Linked DNA regions of Homo sapiens: region 1 is linked to region 2. Evidence: chromatin loops called from intact Hi-C (ENCODE). Cell type or tissue: heart left ventricle. All regions are shown on one strand. Each heading gives the region's core, and the rest is flanking DNA. Links, peaks and the distances in the headings are about the cores only.

Evidence for each region. Hi-C counts contacts between places; a loop is a spot of excess contacts. Peaks named below come from ENCODE experiments on the same cell type or tissue, not always from the same donor. Only the 100,000 strongest peaks of a DNase experiment are listed, where the experiment ranks them.
Region 1: it touches region 2 in a loop (2.2-fold over the local background); 7 of 110 quality-filtered maps call a loop at or near these places.

The regions. Positions count from the first base shown.
Region 1 is chr4:189,801,503-189,812,002 of GRCh38, reverse strand. The region is part of intron 3 of FRG1-DT (FRG1 divergent transcript); the gene reads left to right. Among named protein-coding and RNA genes, the nearest start is that of LINC01596, 75 kb to the left of the region's middle. In heart left ventricle, for the core only: no CTCF peak of the experiment used is centred there; a DNase peak (open chromatin) is centred at 4,891.
Region 2 is chr4:189,899,853-189,910,352 of GRCh38, reverse strand. The region is part of intron 2 of FRG1-DT (FRG1 divergent transcript); the gene reads left to right. Among named protein-coding and RNA genes, the nearest start is that of LINC01596, 24 kb to the right of the region's middle. In heart left ventricle, for the core only: CTCF peaks have their summits at 5,520 and 5,729 (motif pointing right); no DNase peak of the experiment used is centred there.

The DNA of each region.
Region 1 (10,500 bases), core at 3,378-5,877, 97 kb after region 2:
GCGGTGGACTTTATGGAACAGGTCAAAGACCTGCTCTGCACCAGAACTAGCTGAGGCTGTCTAAGGCTGAGTCAAGCACCTGGTGGCCTAGGGGGCCTGATCCAAGGGAGAGCAGGACAGGGCCCTGGTTCTGGTTGCCTGGGGAAGAGATAGCATGAATAACAAGCTGTGCTTTTGAGGGAAGACCCCTGAGAGCAGGCTGAGGAAACCCAGGGCCTATGAGGTATTTAGCAAGAGTTCCCTTCCTGGTCAAGGACAGGGCTGTGGCAGGAGGCGGCTTCTGGGAGGGTTCAGAGCCACTGGCAAGCTATGTTCTCAGAGCCTTCCACTGGTGTGCATGATCCCCTTACCTCAGAGTGACTTTCCTAAACACTTCCGCTTTCTCCTCTGTCATACACTTTCTCCAAGACAAGAAAGTGCTATCAGTTTGAATCAGGGCTAAGAAGAGAATAATAATAGCAAATCATAATGAGTCGCACTGAGGTCTGTGATGTCACTTTTCTAAATGCTTTCTATGTCTTAAGTCTTTAATGCTCACTGATATGATTTTCATTTTATAGATGAGGAAATTCAAGCAGGAAGAGATTAAGTAACATTCAGGTGAAATAGCTGGAGAGGGTATAGTGGTAGAACATGCCATAGCGGGCTGACTCCATAGCCCATGCCCCACTCTGCTACACTGGGGAGAAGAAAAAATCCAGGGAGGACAAAGTATTAGTATCTCAAGATACCATGCACTGCATAAATGAGGTAGGTGAGTCCATGACCTGGCATCTAACAGATGTGCAAGTAATCTGTTTTGAATAGATAAATGGAAAGCCTCTATTACATCAGTTAATCTTTATACGGTGAGAGTTTTATAGCCTTCACTATCTTGCGTTTTGATTTTGGGTATTTCAGAATTAAGATGATCTTTGAGCAGCGCGTTATAGTTTCCCAAACAAGAATGTGAGAAACACCGGAAGAATACGCCCAGCCTCAGCCCGAAACACCGCGGGAATACGCCCGGCCTCAGCCTGGGACACCGGAAGAATAAGCCCGGCCTCAGCCTGGAACACCGGAAGAACACGCCCGGCCTCAGCCCGGAACACCGGAAGAACACGCCCGGCCTCAGCCCGGGACACCGCGGGAACACGCCCGGCCTCAGCCCGGGACACCGCGGGAACACGCCCGGCCTCAGCCCGGAACACCGGAAGAACACGCCCGGCCTCAGCCCGGGACACCGCGGGAACACGCCCGGCCTCAGCCCGGGACACCGCGGGAACACGCCCGGCCTCAGCCCGGAACACCTGAAGAACACGCCCGGCCTCAGCCCGGGACACCGCGGGAACACGCCCGGCCTCAGCCCGGGACACCGCGGGAACACGCCCGGCCTCAGCCCGGGACACCGCGGGAACACGCCCGGCCTCAGCTCGGAACACCGGAAGAACACCGGAAGAACACGCCCGGCCTCAGCCCGGGACACCGCGGGAACACGCCCAGCCTCAGCCTGGAACACTGCGGGAATACGCCCAGCCTCAGTTTTGAAATATTGCATCAGTTCTTCTGCTCCTACATCATGGAGCTCTTCCTCATCAATAGATTTAATTAATTTAAATATTTATTTACAATAGCCTCTTTTATCTTGACCTGTTCTGCACAAGGCAGTCCTGGATACTGTGCTGAGGGTTTCACTCCGCGATAGCCGGTGCCCTACCCGAGTCTCTGCACAGCGGCTACATCCCCGTCTCAAACCAGTGCTCTGGCGTCTGTGTTTACCCTCCCTGAGCTTACTGTATAAAAAAGACTGCTTTTGAGAGACATCAAGAATGCACGGTTCCACCTTTATGATGAGAGACAGATCCCATTAAAAGAAAAGTTCTGCATTCTGAAAAACTGAGTAGGTTGGCACTTAAAAGGGAATTCCAGCTGGTTAATTTAGGGTGCTGAAAAAAAGATCCGGCACAGGAATGCTTTCTGGCTGTGGGCCCACTGCATTTTCAACTGATTGCGAACTGGAGACGTTTTCATCACACGAGGGACTCCGCTTTTCAGTATCATGTTGTTCTGAGACAGGAAAACAAGTGAGCACACACGGTTTGGCCCTGGTATCCTAGCTATATTCACGAACATGATCAATGCCAGTTGCATGGAAACCAAAGATAGCCTTATGCTTGCCGATATATTAAAAGTAAAAAAAAAATCTGAATGAAAATTTTAAAAATATTTTCCGTCTTGAAGTTTTTTTTTATTCTTGCCTCCTAATTTTCTTTTCTGTTGTGTCTAAGAAAATATTCTGAAGATATGAAAAGAGCTTTAGGTAAAAGAACAGTTTTGAAAATTGTTAATTTCCTGTGGTATTTTTTTTCTTCAGTGGCTTAATGTGAAAAAAATGTATAGGAATCCTCTGTGGGTCCAGGCAGCTCTCCAGGGCAGCTGTCCTCCATGCAATGATCCAGCAATTCATACAGCTTTAGCCTGTTGCTCTACCAACTCCACACCAGACCTGGTTCTTTGACAAAGAGAATGAGAAGCTCAGATGCTGTGGAGAGACTTTTCGCGGCTTTGGCCTGAAAGTGACACATATTGCTTCTGCTCCCGTTTCCTGGGCCAGAAGTTGTTATATGGCTCTGCCTAACTGCAAGCGTCTGGGAAGCATAGTCTCCCATCTGCCCAGAAAGAAGAAGAGAGCTGGATATTGCTGAACACTGGTAATGGCATGTTGTCCAATCATGCTTCCCAGAAACCGGCATAGTCCAAATGGTCTGTGCTCCAAGTGAACAGAAAAAAACCCTAAGTCTGCTGCCACCTATACAAACTAACAAAGCAAAACACCTCCCATTGTGATTTCTCATTTCTATAGAGTGTTGAAGTTTCCCTAAATAAATTGTCCCTTTCATAGAATTTTCTTTTCCATTTTTCCAATTTTCTCTTATTCCATTCATTTCAGCCAAAGGAATGTTGCTCACCTCTCTAGGTAGAGTCTGGATAACTTTTGCAGTAGCAGTAGCCCCAAGAATTGATGCCCTCAGAAACATGTCTGCATTTGAATTACTTCAACTCTGAATATTCTTTGTGCTATTTATTGTCAAGGCATTTAAAACTGTATGATGCAGTTGGCCTCAATACTATTAATGCACTGTCTTGGTTCCTCATCCTGGTGGTAGGACTGTTCCTCTCTTCTCAATACCACTTGGGGGGCTGGCTATCAAGTGACCAAATTTAGGGATGGTTGGGACAGGTATTGATGACCTAGAGATCCAATATTCATTTATTCTGTTTCTAACACTGTTCATTGCTTTGTATAAATCCAAGTTGCTGTCTGGTGTCATATGTCTTCCTCCCAGAGAACTCCCTTTAACATTTCTTACATGTAGGTCTGTTGGCAATGATTTCTCTCCGTTTTTATTTGTCTGAGAAAGTCTTTATTTCTCCTTCATTTTCTCACAGGGAATAAAACACTGAGTTGATATTTTTTTTTCTTTCAGCGCTTTCAAGATGTCACCCCATTGCATTCTGTATTGCGTGATTTCTGATGTGAGATCTACTGTAATTTTTCTGTGCTCCTTGTTATACAATTTGTAAGAGCTATAAAGCGTCTGAACTTTTATTCTACTTTTAAGCTAAAAATTTAGCCTGCTGTAGTTTCATAGAAGCTGGTAGAAGACAGGAGACAACAAACAAATGACAACGAGCAATCAGTGACACACTTTGTAAGATGTTCGGGAACAGGAGAGAGCTGTGGAAAGCTGGCTCCCAACAGAAATGTGTGTTTCATTGGCTGACTTCAGGATTACCTGTTTGTGTTTTGTTTTCAGTTTGAATACAAAATATATAGGCGTTCATGCATGCGCATGCGCTTGTGTGTGTGTGTGTATGTATGTGTGTATGTGTGTTTGTCTCTGTGTGTCTTGTGAGTATGCATGTGTCTCTGTGTGTGTCTGTGTGTGTGTGTATGTATGTGTGTGTGTGTGTGTGTGTGTGTGTGTGTGTGTGTTGGTACTTACTCCTGTATGGTATTGTGAGCTATTTGGCTCAGAGATTTGTTGTCTGTCATTGTTGTCTGTTTGTGACACTCTTGGCTATTATTTCTTTTGTCCTATTCTCCTCCTCTCTCTCTTTAGAGATTCCACGTATACGTGTGTTAGATCATTTGATAGTCTCTCACGGTGCTTGGGTGCATTATTCCGTGTCTGCTGCTGTACAGTCTTTTTTATTTGTGTCTTAGCCTAGGTACTTTCTATGGACCTGTCTTTAAGTTTACTGATTATTTTCTCGGTTAAGTCTTCCAATGGGGCTGTAGAAGATGCTTTCATCTCTATTACTGTCTGTTATTTCTGGGATTTGAACTACATTATTTGTTACAGTTTCCATCTCTATGCTGAAATAATCTGTCTGATCTTAAACATCATCCACCTCTTTATTGAAGGCTTTAACTTATTAATCATAATTATTTTAAGCTCTTTATCAGATAGCTCCAACATCTGTGTCGCACCTGAGTCTAGTTATGCAGATTCCCTTTTATTTTTTTTTTCGAGATGGAGTTTCGCCCTGTCTCCCAGGCTGGAGTGCAATGGTGCTGAGAGGTGACAACGTGCTAGCAGCCCTTGCTCGCTCTGGGCGCCTCCTCGGCCTCAGTGTCCTCTCTGGCCGCGCTCCAGGAGCCCTTCAGCCGGCCGCTGCGCTGTGGGGACCCCTCTCTGGGGCTGGCTGAGGCTGGAGCCGGCTCCCTCTGTTCGCGGGGAGGTGTGGAGGGAGAGGCGCAGGCCGAGCCCGGGCTGCACGCATTGCTGGCGGGCCGGCGCGGGGCGCGGGTTCCAGGTGGGCGCGGCTCTGCAGGCCCCGCACTCCGCGAGGCCGGCCGGCACCTGCTGGGCTTGACCGGGCTTGATACGGGGACGAGCTCCCTCTGGGCTGCCAGAGTGCCCGGGCTGGGTGCCGAAAAGTCCCATGGCCAGTGCCATTGAGAGGTGAAGCCAGCTGGGCTTCCGGGTAGGGTGGGAACTCGGAGAAATTTTCTGTTTAGCTAAAGGATTGTAAACACACCAATCAGCACTCTGTGTCCAGCTAGAGCTTTGTAAATGCACCAATCAACACTCTGTGTCTAGCTAGAGGTTTATAAACACACCAGTCAGCACTCTGTCTAGCTAGAGGTTTGTAAACACACTGATCAGCACTCTGTGTCTAGCTCATCTGGTGGGGACTTGGAGAACTTTTACGTCTAGCTAAAGTTTTGTAAAAGCACCAATCAGCGCTTTGTCAAAATGGGCCAATCAGCTCTCTGTAAAATGGACCAATCAGCTCTCTATAAAATGGACCAATCAGCTCTCTGTAAAATGGACCAATCAGTAGGATGTGGGTGGGGCCACCAGTGGCAACCCGCTCTGGTCCCTTTCCAGGCTGTGGAAGTTTTGTTCTTCCGCTGTTCGCAGTAAATCTTGGTGCTGCTCACTCTTTGGGTCCATGCTGCCTTTTTGAGCTGTAACAGTCACCGCAAAGGTCTGCAGCTTCACTCCTGAAGTCAGCCAGACCATGAACCCACCAGCAGGAAGAAACTCTGGACCCATCTGAACATCTGAAGGAACAAACTCCGGACACACCATCTTCAGGAACTGTAACACTCACCGCGAGGGTCCACCGCCAGGGTCCACGGGTCCGCAGCTTCATTCTTGAAGTCAGCGAGACCAAGAACCCACCAATTCCGGGCACAGTGCAACTTCCGCCTCCTGGGTTCAAGCGATTCTCCTGCCTCAGCCTCCCAAGTTGCTGGGATTACAGGCATGCACCACCACGCCTAGCTAATTTTGTTGTATTTTTAGTAGAGACGGGGTTTCACCATGTTGGCCAGGGTGTTCCCAAACTCCTGACCTCAGGTGATCCACCCGCCTCAGCCTCCCAAAGTGCTGGGATTACAGGCATGAGCCATGGCACCTGGCTGCAGATTTCTTTGTCTCTTGGCAGCGCATTGTTTTTTTTCTGTCTTTTCACATGCCTTGTAATTTTTTGTTGGAAAGTCAGACATCTTGTTCAGGACAGTAGAGACAAAGCTAGATAGTTTTTGTGTGTGGAAGTGGGTGATCTGCGAGGCCTTTAGTGTGGGCATTTGTGTTCATCTAGTGAGGAGTTGGGAAGGGTTTGAGATTTGTAGTTCCTATAATTATCCTCCATGATCCACAGTCTTCAGATTCCTCTAGCAATCCTGTGTATTTGATGTGGGGACAGTTCCCCAAAGTGTTTCTCAAAGTCTGCTCCACTCTCAGCTTTGGGCCTTCCCTCTGTGCTGTGCGGTGGAGAGCGCCGGTCTCTTATAGCTCGCTCCTCAGTGCCCGCGGCACCTTGCTCCCAGCAGTGTTGCACCTTGCTCCCCGCAGTGCTCCGTGGCACCTTGCTGCTCACGCTGGAAGCTTGTTAGTGCAGGGAACCGTGCTGGACACATCCTCTGCTGTTCTGACCCAGCCTCGGTCTCCACCTCCGTCCTTGGTTCACAGAGGCGTGACCTTCATGAGTGTTTCTCCTCCTCAGCTCTAGTTGATCCCGGAGCAATGCATTTTCTAGATCTCAACATCACAGATCGGAAGTCGGAACGGTTAGTTTGTTTTTATCTCTTAATTTATGGTCTTCAATTTGCCCATTTAATGGAAGGAAAATAGTGCGACTATTGTAACTGAACTGTCCCAGATGTAAAAGTCAATCATTTAGGCATCTAGGAAGAACCGCTAAGATACTTTGTGGGAAACAGAAGTCATGTTGGACATTATGCCTACTTCCCAAGAGCTTGTGGTCTAAATGGCAAATAGTTTCTAGTAAACCCATAGTTAAAATCTAAAATGTGTGACCTGCCAAGAACAGTTGAATGATTTCCAGGAAGGGAGTGACGACTGAGGTCAACTGCCAGGAGGAGGTGAGGCTTGGAGTCTGCATTGCTGAATGCAAAGGGCGGGGGCTTTGCTGTCAGACTGGGCAGATGCCAGCTCCCAGCTTTGCCTCTTGCCTGGTGTAGCATGTCAGTTAAATGGCTTCACACCTCTGTGTCCTAGTGGATAAAGTGCCGATGATGTTCGACCTTCAGGCTTGCCAACGGAACTAAAGGAAATAATATATGAAGACCTTCATATAGTTCTCAGCTTATAGAAGGGATATGAGCCATTAGAATTTAATTTTTGTTTTTTCTTCTGAAACCCCAATTATAAAAAATGGTAGCTTTTGCATAGGCAGAGAGAAGACAGGAAAGAACTCTAGAAGAGGAAAAAGTAGAAGTGAAGTGCCTGGATTTAGCAGTGATTATGATAGTTTTGTGGCACATGGAGACCAGCCTAGCTAGAGCAGCGACTGAAAGCGACAGGAATTAGTATAACTCCAGCGGCAAAACACAGGCAACAAATGCACACTTTTGATGGTTTGGTGCCTAAACCCTCACCTGGGCTTTTAGGCCAATATCAGACCTGCCTCATCAGGGCCATACATAGACTTGCTGGTGCCCTTCCTTGCAGAGGTGCACTAGTGCCTTTATTCCAGATAAGACAGAAGGAACAATTTCTTGGGATGGGTCAGGGTATACCTAGTTCACCATGGCAGGATGTGGCTCAGACTTTTGGAGGCTTTATTAACCAGGTCTTTCTTTCCGATGCTTTGATATCTGCGATCTTGCCTGCCGCTCCCAGAGTTAGCCAATTCCTAGAGATAGTAAAGGGTTCACCTTCAAGTGTGTCTTTCAAATGCAAACCAACCAACCCAGAGCCATACCCCCAACCCACTTCTTTAGGAGCTCTCAGACTCAGGGCCACTGTTCTGCTGCCCTGATTGCTCAAGGCCAGGTCCTGGACAACTAGGAACAGCCCCAGGGGCCATCAAGGTTATTCAAACTAGCCAATCCTAAACCTGCTTATCCTGCCTCATGTACCTTCCTGTGGGAACTGTAATGAAGACTCTTGCCTGTGTCTTTCTCTCACTCCCTCTGCCTCCTGAGTGACCCCAGTGCTTTTCCATGTGGGCCTCTGGTGTGCAGAGCCCACTTGTCCTGCGACCTGTGAGTAACAAACCATCTTTTCAGTCGTATTGTCTTCTGACCTGCTGGCCTCACCACATCTGAATAATCATAAAGCCTACATTTTAAAACAGACAAATCCCCTTACAAGAACAGGGCAGATACTCGTTATATGTTCACATCCAGAGTCTGTTAAAACAGAGACAAATCCGGTTACAAGGACGGGGCAGATACTGGTTCTATGTTCACATCCAGAGTCTGTTAAAACAGAGACAAATCCCCTTACAAGGACGGGGCAGATACTGGTTCTATGTTCACATCCAGAGTCTGTTAAAACAGAGACAAATCCCCTTACAAGGACGGGGCAGATACTGGTTACATGTTCATATCGAGAGTCTGGGCTGACAGGAGGAACTCAGTGTCTGGAAGACAAGGAGCAAGAACAGTGAGTTAGGTGGGAGGTGGCTGAGGGGAAGGTGTTTTGCCAGAGTAATGGAGGTGACGTGGAGGAGGATTGAAGCCCAGCAAGGGCTCTGTTGAGAAATACGTCCAGGCCGGGGGCTTGCAGCGCTTCTCAGGGTTTTGGCACCCAGGGTGGTCAGGGGTTGGTACCCAAGCTCTGAGAGACAGGACCTCAGGCTAAAGGAGAGAGACATGTTTCCGAATGAGAGACTCAAGGTTTTGGCACCCAGGGAAGTCAGGGGCTGGTACCCAAGTTCTGAGAGACAGGACCTCAGCCTAGAGGAGAGAGACATGTTTCCAAATGAGAGACTTGGATTCTGGGTAACACAAGTGATGTGAAAGCTTAATAATAAATCTTGGGAATGAAGCATAAGCCCAGATGTGAAACCTACGGTGCCATATCTGTGCTGGACAATAGGAGGCAGTGCTGCCCAACCCAAGGATATTGGCCAAAGCCGCCTTCAGTACTTTCTATCTAAGGTCAGCATTAAGTCTAGGAAAGACCAGACTGGGGATGAGCCTGTGGGGAGGTCAGGTTGCCACAACTGTGCGGGGAAACCAGACCAGCTCTGGCAGAAGGTGTGGTCAGGAGTCTCGTTCTTGCGTCATCCACTCAGGGTTCTAGTACAAGTTCCTTTCTCACAAGTCTTGCTGTTCCTGTTACAGTCAGCCCACTCCCCAGTCCACACAGTTTCTTGGCCCCAGGGGCCCATTTTGCTCTCATCATCCTATGGAAGGTGCCTCTTGAAATTTATAGCCCCTAAAATCCTGCAAATGCGTTGATAACAGATGTCTACTTGGCTACATCTGAGAGGGCTTCTCTGTCATGACCACCAGCCTGCAGAGTGCTGTTCCCAGCTGCTGCTTCAAGGGGGGGTGCTGACTGATGGAATTTCTGCAGGGATCTCTTCATTCTTCCTCGTTTTTCTTCCTGAGGAGAAAATTTTGCTTTATCATTAAGTCTTCTGGGTCTGATTCTGCTCAGCTGAGTCTGACACTTTCCTAAATCTTACTTTCACAGCCTCTCATGAGGTGGTCTGAGTATTACAGAATTTGACTCTCCATTGCAAGGGAACAGGGGCCAAACCCCCTCCAAAATGGCTGCAGAATAGGGGCTAGCTCGGTGTTAGGCACCCTTGAATCTAGGTTCCTTAGCTCTGACTGTCCCTGTTCCCAAATCTGTGGAGAGTAGCCCACAGTGAACTCATCCGCCCTAGATCCAGGGTGATTCTTTTGCATCACTGCTCCTAGGAGAAGAATAGTCACAAAATCTTCAAGGTATACACACACACGTACATGTATATAGACATATGTCGGAAATACATATACGTATCTGTGTACACTCGAAAGATAGAACTTGGCCCCAAAATCATGCAATCATTTTAAACAATTTCTTTCATGGTACCAGAGACACCACACCATATGAAAGTTGCTTTGGGACCTGTTCAAGTTGAATTGTGCTCTCCAATAATTCACATCTTGAAATCTTAACCTCCAGTAGCTCAGAATGTGACTGCATTTGGAGACAGAGAAATAAGGAAAAAATGTAGATGCAGGCGGATACAGAGCAAGGGTGATGTAAACACACAGGGAGAAGACAGACACCAGTGAGCTGAGGAGAGAGGCCTGAAACAGGTCTTTTCTTTACAGCACTTGGAAGGCACCAACCCTGTCGACACCTCGATTTTGGACTTCTGGCCTCAGACCTGTGAGACAGTATATTCGTGTTGTGTAAGCTGCCCAGTTGTAGTACTTTTCCACAGTAGCCCCAGCAAATCAATACAGGGCCTACAGGCATGGATTTCTGTTCCAGTTACTTTGCTTTGCAATAAATGTCCCTAAAACTTCAAGGTGTAGAACAATCATTTTGTTATCTTCATTGATTCCGTAAGTGTAGCATTCAGAAGGGACACAGGGATGATGGCTTATCTCTAATCCATGATATCTGGGTCATTAGCTGGAAAGACCTGATAGTTGGATAGAATGGTCTCACTTACTCCCAGGTCTGGGCTGGAATGATGCAAAGACTAGGTCTGCTGCCAGGAGGGCCTACATGTGGCCTTTCCATGTGGCTT
Region 2 (10,500 bases), core at 4,526-7,025:
CAGCTGACTTGAACAACATGGTACATTAAACACTGACATATACAGAACTTTCCATCCAACAGCATCAGAATATACATTCTTCTCAAGTGCACACAGAACATTCTCTGAGATAGATCAAATCTTAGGTCACAAGGCATCCTACAAATTTAAGAAGTTTGATATAATGCCAAGTATCTTCTCAGACCACAATGGAATAAAATTAGAAATCAATAACAAAGAAAACAGAAACATTTACAAAAATGCAGAAACTAAACAACACACTCTTGAACAACCATTGGGTAAAAGGAGAAATCAAAAGGGAATTTTAAAAGTATCTTGAGACAAACAAAAATGAACATACAACTCAACAAAACTTACAGGATGCAGCAAAAGAAGTGCTAAGAGGGAAATGTTATAGTGATAAACACCTACATTAAAAAATAAGAAAGATCTCAATTGAACAACCTAACTTTACAAATAAACAGTTAGAAAAAGAAGAACTAACTAAGCCCAAAGTTAGCATAATGAAGTAAATAATAAAGATTAGAATATAAATAAAATAACTTTAAAATAAAAAACAATATAAAAATCAACAAAGCTAGAGTTGTATTTTTGGAAATAAAAACAAAAATAACAAACCCCTAGCTACATTAAGAAAAAAAGAGAGACTCAAGTAAATATAATCAGAAATGAAAATGGAGACATTATAACAAATGTACAGGAATACAAATGATTATAAAGGACAATTAAGCAATTATATGCCAATAAATTGGATAACCTAGAAGAAATGGATAAATTCTTAGAAAGATGCAATCTACCAAGTTGGAACAAAAAAGAAATAGAACAGACCAAAAGCAAGCAAAGAGATTCAATCAGTAATAAAAAATTTCCCAACAAAGAAAAGCCCAGGTGCAGATGCTTTCATGGGCAACTTCTACCAAACAGTCAAAGAAGAACTAACACCAAAACTTCTTAAGCTCTTTAGAAAAAATAGAAGAGAGAATACTCCCAAACTCATTTCATGAGGCCAATGTTACCATGACTTAAAAGCTAGATGAAAACAACACAAGAAAAAATAATTACAGACCAGTATCCTTAATGAATATAGATGCAAAAATTCTCAATAAACTACTAATTGGAATTTATCTATGGGATGCAAGGATGGTTCAATGTGTAAAAATTAATAATGTGATATACCACATTAACAGAATGAAAGACAAAAATAACATTCCAATAGATGCAGAAAACACATTTGACAAAATTCAACATACTTTCATGATAAAACTCTCAACAAAATAGGTATAGAAGAAACTTACCTCAACACTATAAAGGCTGTATATGAAAAACCTGTATCTAATATAATAATCAATGGGGAAAAATGAAAGCTTTTTCTTTAATATCTGGAACAAGACAAGGATGCCTACTCTCACCACTCCTATTCAACATAGTACTGGAAGTCCTAGCCAGAGAAATCAGGCAAGAGAAATAAAAGGCATCAAAATTGAAAGGAAAGATGTAGTTATCTCTGTTAACAGAAGACATGATTATTATACATTGAAAACTCTAAAGACTCCACAGAAAATGGTTAGAAATAATTGGTTAGAAATAATACAGTCAGTCTTTCATATCTGCCAGGGATTTGTTTCAGGACCCCCTCAGATAACAAAATCTGTGATGATCAACTCCCTCATGTAAAATCATGTACAGTTGGCCCTGTGTATCCATGGGTCCACATCTGTGGATTCAAACCACCACAGATGGAAAATATGTACAAGTTTGGTTCATGGTTGGTTGAGTTCATGGTTGCAGAACCCATGAATATGAAGGACTGACTATATAATAAATTTATTAAAGTTGTAGGATATACAATAGACATACAAAAATCATTGCTATTTCTAAACACTAACAATGAATTGTCTGAAAGGGAAATTTAAAAAACAATATCAAATAAACTACTTTGGAATTAACTAACCAAAGAAGTGAAAGACTTAAACACTACAAATTACAAAAGATTGATGATGGAAATTTGAAGTAAATTGAAAGACAACCCATGGATTGAAAGAGTGAGTACTGTATTATTAAAGTGTCCATATTACTCAAAGCAATCTACACATTTAATGTAATCCATATCAAAATCCCAATGGTGTCTCTCGCAGAAATAGAAAAAATAATCCTAAAATTCATATAGAATCACAAAAAACCCTGAGTAGCCAAAGCAATTTTGAGCAAGAACAAAGCTACAGGTATCACACTTCCTGACTTCAAATTAAATTACAAAGCTGTAGAAAGGAAAACACTGTGGTACTGGCATAAAAACAGACACATAAACCAGTGGAACAAAATAGAGAACCTAGGTATAACCCACACATTTGCAGCAATTGATCACCCTGGAGGGTGACAAGGAGACACAATAGGGGGAGGATATGCTCTTGAACAAATGGTGTTAGGAAAGCTGGATGTCCACATGCAAAACAATGAAATCGGATCCCTAGCTCACATCATACATAAAAATTAACTCAAAATGGATTAAACATTTAAATGCAATACCTGAAACCATAAAACTCCTAGAAGAAGACAGGAGAAAACATTCTTGACATTGGTCTTGGCAATAATTTGTTTAGATATGATGCCAAAAGCACAGGCAACAAAGGCAAAATAGGTAAATGAATTACATCAAACTAAAAAGCTTCTGCACAGCAAAGAAAACAACTAATGAAATGATAAGGCAACCTATGAAATGGGGAAAAAGTTTGTAAACCATATCTCTTATAAGGAGTTCAAAAAATAAGGACACATACACATCAATTCCAAAATTACAAATAACCTAATTTTATTTTAAGGCAAAGAATCTAAATAAATATATCTCAAAAGAAGGAATTCAAATGGCTAACAGGTATATGAAAATGTGCTCAACATCTCTAAACTTCAGAGAAATGCAAATCAAAACCACAATGAGATATCAGGTCACACCTGTCAAAATGGCTATTATCAAAAAGGCCAAAGATAAGTGTTGGTGAGAATGTGGAGAAAAGGAAACCCTTATACACTATTGATGGGAATGCAAATTAGTAAAACACAGAAAACAGTATTGAGGTTCCTCCAAAGAAAATTGAAACTAGCACTGGCCTGGTGTGGTGGCTCACACCTGTAACCCCAGGATTTGGGGAAGCTAAGGCAGGAGTCCAGGAGCTCCAGACCAGCCTGGGTAACATAGCAAGACCCCATCTCTGAAAAAATTTAAAATTAGCCAGACATGGTGTTGTACACCTGTAGTCCCAGCTACTTGGGAGGCTGAGGTAGGAGGATCCCTTGAGCCCAGGAGTTCAAGGCTGCAGTGAGCTATGATCTTGCCACTGGACTTTACCCTGGATGACAGAGTGAGACCCCATTTCAAAAATAAAAAAAAGAACTGCCACAATCCAATAATTTCACTTCTGGATATATGTCCAATGAAATTGACATAAGAGTCTTAGAGAGGTGTCTGTCATCCCCTGTTCATTGCAGCATGACACACAATGACCAAAATATGAAAATAACCTAAATGTCCTTTGGCAGAGGAACAGATGAATGGGTAAAGAAAATGTGGCATGTATATATAAAATGAAATATTATCCGACCTTAAAAAAGAAGGAAATCCTTCTATTTGTGAAAACATGGATGGAGCTGGAAGATATTGCACCAAGCAAAAATGCAAGACACAGAGAAAAATACTTCATGATCTCACTTACATGAGGAATCTACAACAGTCAAATTCATAAAAACAGAGAATAGGACAGTGGTTGCCAGGGGCTCAGGGAGGGGAAACGGGGTGATGTTGGTTAAATTGTACAAAGTTCAAGTTATAATAATTTCTGGAGATATAATGTACAACATGGAACAACACTGTGTCATATTCTTGTGTTCTGCTAAAGGACTAGATCATAAATTAATTACTGTCAACACACACAATGGTAAATATGTAGAGATAATAAATATGCTAATTTGCTTGATTGTGGTGATCATTTCAAAAAGTATAAAATATCAAAACATTAAGTTACCTTAAATTTACACAATTTTTATATGTCATGTTATCATCATAAAGCTGTTAAGAAATATTTAGTAAATAATGTCTACAACCTGGGAACTTTCTCATGACAGGGAGGGCTAGAGTAGGAAAATGGAATTTTGCAACAAGGATAGGGTGAGGGACATGGGAAATGATTGATCAAGTATTTAAGAAATGACCTGGGTGGAAGCTACATCAGAGAGTATGAGCTTTAGAGCATCTGTCCTCAAATTTTTGGTTTCAGGACCACTTTACATTTAAAAGTTATTGAGGACCCCAAAGAGCTTTTATTTACTTGGATTATATCTATCTATATTTATCATATTAAACATTAAAGCTGAGAAATTAAAAAAATATACTTATATGTTTACATAAATCACATTTTTATTTAAAGTTATCATTTTTAAACAGTAAAGTTGGTGAGAACATTGACATTGTTTTATATTTTTAAGTATGTCTTTAATGTCTGGTTTAATAGAAGAAAACTTCGTTCTCCTTTCTGCTTCTACATTTAATTTCTTGTGACATCCCACGTCAGGTAGCCTCTGGGAAACTCCAATTATACTTGTGAGAGAATGAAATTGGAAAAGGTCAACAAAACCTGTGTATTTTTATGAAAAGAGTTTTGACCTTGCAGAGCCCCTGGAAGGGACCCAGGGACTTCTCAGGGTTCTCTGGCTCATGTGTTCACAGAGTAGAGGGTAAGTCCACAAGAGAAGGCAGTGATTGGCTGTGGGAGGTCTTGCTGAGTGGTGGTAGAGAAGAGGTTGGATGTGTAGAAAGTATGGTCATTGTTGTCATTTCTTTTCCCTTTCCTTTGGCTTCTTGTCGCTGGGATTTCCTCTTTAGCTGCCTAATGAAAGTTTTTGTTTTGTCTTTCTGAGTCTTGATACATTTCAAGAAGTCTTCTATCTCATTTATTTTTCCACCCAAATTTGGAATTTAGGAAGAGTCCATATAGCTATATTTAGATAATTTATCTCCCTGAAGACATTTTGGGATCATTTATAAATCTCTGTAAGCAATGCTCTGATGTCCCTTTATTTTGCTTAGAGACTGGGTCTTGCCGTGTTGTCTGGACTGGAGTGGCTCGATCGTAGCTCACAATACGCAGTACAATCAAACTCCTGGTCTCAAAGCGATCCTGCCACTCAGCCTCCACAGTAGCTAGGTCTGCAGGTGTGTGCCAGCACGCCTAGCTTTTTATTACTATTATTATTATTTCATTATGCTGCCCAGGCTGGTCTTCCAACTCCTGGCCTCAAGTGATCCTCCTGCCTTCTGCCTTCTGAAGAGCTGAGATTACAGCTGTAAGCCACCATGCTGGTCCCGATGTCATTTAAATACAAACAAGATACTATATTCCTTGTAGGAAGTGCTACATAAACATAATTTTTTTGAGCTAGGGTCTTGCCGTGTCACCCAGGCTGGAATGCAGTGGTATGATCACACTCACTGCAGCCTTGACCTCCAGGGCTTAAGCGATCCTCCCACCTCAGCCTTCCAAGTAGCTGGGACCTGAGGTGTGAGCCACCAAGCCCAGCGAATTTTTCAAATTTTTGGTAAAGATGGGTGTGTCATTGTGTTGCCCAGGCTGGTCTTGAACTCTTGGGCTCAAGTTACCCTCCTCCCAGGTCTCCCAAAAGTGCTGGGATTAAGCACCCGGCCCTAAAATTTCATTCACTTTCTTTGTTTGTCCACAAGGTGGTGTTGTTTCCCCACAAGGTGGTGCTGTTTCCCTTCTAATAACATGAGACAGCTCACTCAAGAACATCAAGAACACGACATTCTCTAAAAAATATCACAGTAGTTCCTTTTCCATAACTATTAAGTTTTCAAGGTGTTATCAGGTTTATCTCATAGAAAGAATGTGTAAAATTTTTCATGTACAAACATAATCTTTTAGCAATGAGTTAAAAAATTTGGCATTGTCTGAATGAAGATTTCCTTTTTCCTATAATTTTATTTATTATAATTATATTTTTAGTGATATCAATTGCTTTATAAAAACTCATTACCGAATGACTGTGAAATCGTCTGCTTTGAAGCACAGTGAAATCAGTCAGCATACTGGGTCTAACACGGTTCCTTCCATTTTAAGAAAGCTATTTACACTCCAATTTGCAAGTTGGACTTTACAAAAATTAAAACATTTATAAAATATACTAACTATGATTGTTTTAAAAAGTAATGGTTTTTTTATGGTAAGGAAATAAATTGAAGCTCTGTGTTGGAAAGTGCAGAAAACAAATCAGCATTCTTTATAAATAGATTTTACTGCTGGTTTAGAAATTACCTTATGTGCTTTATAGATGATGGAAAAATGAAATCAGCTGCAGTTAGCACTGTGCATGCGTCGTATTTGCTGTGTCACTTTTAGAAAGATTATGGAATATTGGCAGGTCAGGATTCTCAAAATGATCAGTTCTAAGAAGAGGCTAAATGAAAAAGAATTTAAAAGCAAGCCTAGTTGTTTAATATATACATGGATGAGTTAAGGGGAAATCCTGGACTGGGAGCTAGCAGATCTATGTTCTGACTTTTACTAAGTCATTGGCTGCTACAGCAGGCCGAGCAGACATAACTGCCAAGGCTGCCTGGGAGTTGGGTTGACTGGCAATTGGCACAGGGAGGGAGGGCAATTGCCAGAGTAATGGCCAAATATTCAGGGTTTCATGTTCAGTGAAGTAGGGCATGCATTTATATCCCAAAGGCAAAACTGACGCTAGAATCAGGCCTTCTGGCTGAATCTGAGTCCACAGTCTGATGGGTAGGATGAAGTAGTCTCAGAAATCCAAGCCAGCCAGAACCCATGAGGTGTGCTCTGCAGATATTGGCTGGCAAGCTGCATTAAGATGTTTCATTCCATTGAGCAAACATTCCTTGATTGATTAGGTTAGCATCCCACAGGAGCAGAGACAAATTCTTCAGAATTTGTCCATGAAGCTGTAGTCCCAGAGCTTATATTTCAAGGGCAGAAGGAGGAAACAGCATTTCAGGATGGTAGGTGATTACAGCTAAACCGAATTCTGAAAATAAAAGGAACCCTATGTCTTTGTCTGCTCAGGCTGCTGTTACAAACAACTGTAGACTGAGTGGCTTAAACAGCACATACTTGTTTCTCACAGTTCTGAGAAATCAAAGATTAAAATCTGGGCCAGCAGAGCCAGTGTCTGGTGAAGGCCTTCTTACTGGTTTGCAGGTGTTCTTGTTGTATCTTCACATGGCTGAGAGAAGAGGGCTCTAGTCTCCTTCTCTTCTTATTAGGATGCTAACCCCATCGTGGGAACTCCATCCTCATCAAAACCAAATTACTTCCCAAAGGTCCTCCTTCTAATGCCATTCTATTGTTAGAGTTTCAACATGTGCATTTGTTGATGCAAACATGCAGTCCACAGCATCTTATCTAATCAAATCAGTTGCCCCTTGAATAAAATTCTAGCTCCTATAACAAGACTTAAAATTATGACTTGGTTGTTGCCAAAACGGTCTATCTGGATTTGCTAGAAACCAAGCATATTTGAATATTTCCTCTAAAGATTTTCTCATTCCTACCCTATTATGTATATTTACAGAATTCTTAAATAATTATATACACAAGGCTTCTATTAGCTCTGACTAGAGCTTCTATTAGCTTTGACTATTGCAAGCAGCTTTATAGCACTGTAGGTAAAGCATGTGCTTTGAAATCATACAATAAAATTTATTACATGCTAAGCACTTTATATTCATTATTTAATTTTATCATCTTAATCACCTTCATTATTACCTCCATTAAACCCTATTTGTTGGCTACCTATATTATTCTGATTTTGCAAAACTAAATTTGAGAGCCTTTCCCAATGTCACATAAGTTAATAACTGGCATAGCTGGGGCTTGAATTAAAGTCTACCTGATTCCAAGATCTATTTACCATTGTTCTACAATATGTACTTTTTAGGTCCCTGAGAAGGCTAACAGCCTTTCTTTTGAAATCTGCCTTCTTCCTGGATAGCAGCTTTATTAATATGTGATTAGGGCACCATATTTCAGGCAACAAATTCTTTGAAATCTTTCATTTCCATAGTGAGATAAGGATCAGTTCTGTGGCATTGTCTGCCAGAAAACATCATTTGGAGACTATCTTGTACAAGAAGTAGAAGACACAGCTGGGGGCCTGTGGAGGACAGAAAGCTCACAGCTTCTGTCCATACCCCTTTCACTTCCTCCTCAAGGAGATGGACCTCTGTGGTTGGTCAAGCTTAAGGATCTTTTATGGGCCACAGCTAATGGTGAAATCTTCCTAACTGTAGGTGAAGATTTATGGGCAAGTTGGAGAGTTAAGGTAGCTTGTGGCTGCTCCTTTTAGAAGAAAGTCTGATCATTGCTCTCTTATTTGTGGAACCCCTATGCTTGGTAAGACATGCCTGAAGACCAATCCTGTGTCAGTAGACTTCATATCTACTCTCTTCTACCAATCACACAACTACAGACAAATAAGAAAAATAAAACAAAGCTCAGACACACTCCCCTGGCATGGAGGTCACTCTCTGGCTGGCTGCTTTTCTCTACCCTGGTGCCTCCTGGGTGTTCGGCTCTTTCTTAGACCAAATTGAGACATGGGTTTGGGATTAAAGAGAAGTAAGTGAGAGGGGTCTCTGGCCTGTTTTGGCATTAGACCAAGTAAATAACAGAGTTCTTCTGCCTTAAGCTCAGCTCTGTAGAGCTTTCTCTGTGTTTGGGGAAAATCTCCAGATAGTAATGAAGTGGTATTTTACTGTGCTTCATTTTCTGTACATATATCTCTTTCTTAGGTATCTTGTGGGGAGATTGGTTCCCTGGACAAATACCATCTTAATCACTTTCATTATTACCAATTTTATTTTATTTGCAGAATTAAAATTTAAATGGACATTCAGGAAACAAGTCTGGTGAGAGAATTATGTTATGAGGTAAATCTTTCAGCATCTGCCTTAGGGACATGGATTATTTTCCCCCTTGTTTTTCACCAAGCTCCAGGCTTGCAAAAGAATCGTGATGTGGTCTGAGGCAAACTTACTGATTGGCTAGTGGTAAGTTAAACCGTGGCCTGTAGGACCGCGGGGAACCATTGCCTGTCATCGGCCAGAATCCACTGTTTGGAGGTGTGCGCTGGGAAGGCCATTCATACTTACTGATACATGCTTTGTTCTTGGCACTGTGTTAAGTACTGGACACATGCAACAATTTGGAATATTGTTACATTCAACCCTCACAATAGTCTGATGTATATGTTATTAGTCCCGTATTGGAGACGAGTAAACAAGATTAGAGGAAGAGCAGCACACAGCTGGAACCACACAGGTGGCACTGGGATTGGAAGCAGTTCTGTCTCACCCTGGACCACCATTTCTATGCTGTGTCTCCACTAGAGGATCCTTTCTTTGGTTCTTCTAAGTCATTAGTCATCAATAATTTATCTCCAAACTGTAGGTTTCACAGGAGGAGATGCCACTTGAAGCTGCATGGCTAAAAATGGAGATGGAATGTGGAACATGGTGGGAAACACTGGGAGGGGTTTATTGATAAACTTCAAGTACTTTGTGGGGCTCTGAAAGGCTGTCTTCAAATTCTTTGTCCTACTACCTCTTTCATATTAGTTCAAATGTCATATGGGTATATCTTTTGGGTTAAATTAAGGAAAATCTCCATGATAAGTAAAAAACAAACAAAAAAACCCCAAAAGAATAGAAAGAGGTACTACGAAAAATCAACTCAGATTTCTCAGTTTTGTTAACTCAAAGAAGCCTTGGTCCAGTTGGAAGAAGACAGAATTGATTTTGACAATCTCTAGCAAACCCTTTAGCGTTCAATGCACTCTAGACCATGAGTATAAAGAAGTTCACTTAATGGGTTCACCAAATTAGTTAGTTTGTGTAGTTCAAAGGGAAACAGACACACAGGACTGTGAGGCTTTGACAGGGGTGAAAGGCAAGTGTGGGTCCAGTGAGCCCAGGCAGGCCATGAAGGGGCAGGGCAGGAGGAGGACGGTGCTGGGAGGCTAGGGAACTGGCCACCTCCGTGCTGGCTGAAGATCACAAAAATGAACACAGCTTTCTCCAAACGCTGCCCATGCCTGATGGAATTAAACAGAGCTCTGAGAAAGACAGCACCGGGGCCGAGGATGGGTCCTGAGCTGCCTACACTCATCAATATCTTGGCCAGTGGCTATGCCCTCAGGGGCAATTTGCCTAGCTTTCTTGATCCACACCAGAAAACTCGCTTTTGAAGTGGTTTGGAAAGCTCCAAAAGGGATGTGCTTCATGCTATTGGTATTGCTGCCAAAAAGAAAAGATTCTGCTTTTCATCAGCTGTTGATTTTTTCTCTGTGTATTTCTCTAGCATCTATTGCTGGTGGCCCTGGTTATGCTAACAAGCAGATAGTGTAGCTGCAGCAGCAGAACAGAAAAGACTCTCCTGGATTCTCAATTCCAGGCTGGCCTGGGAACAGGCTTAG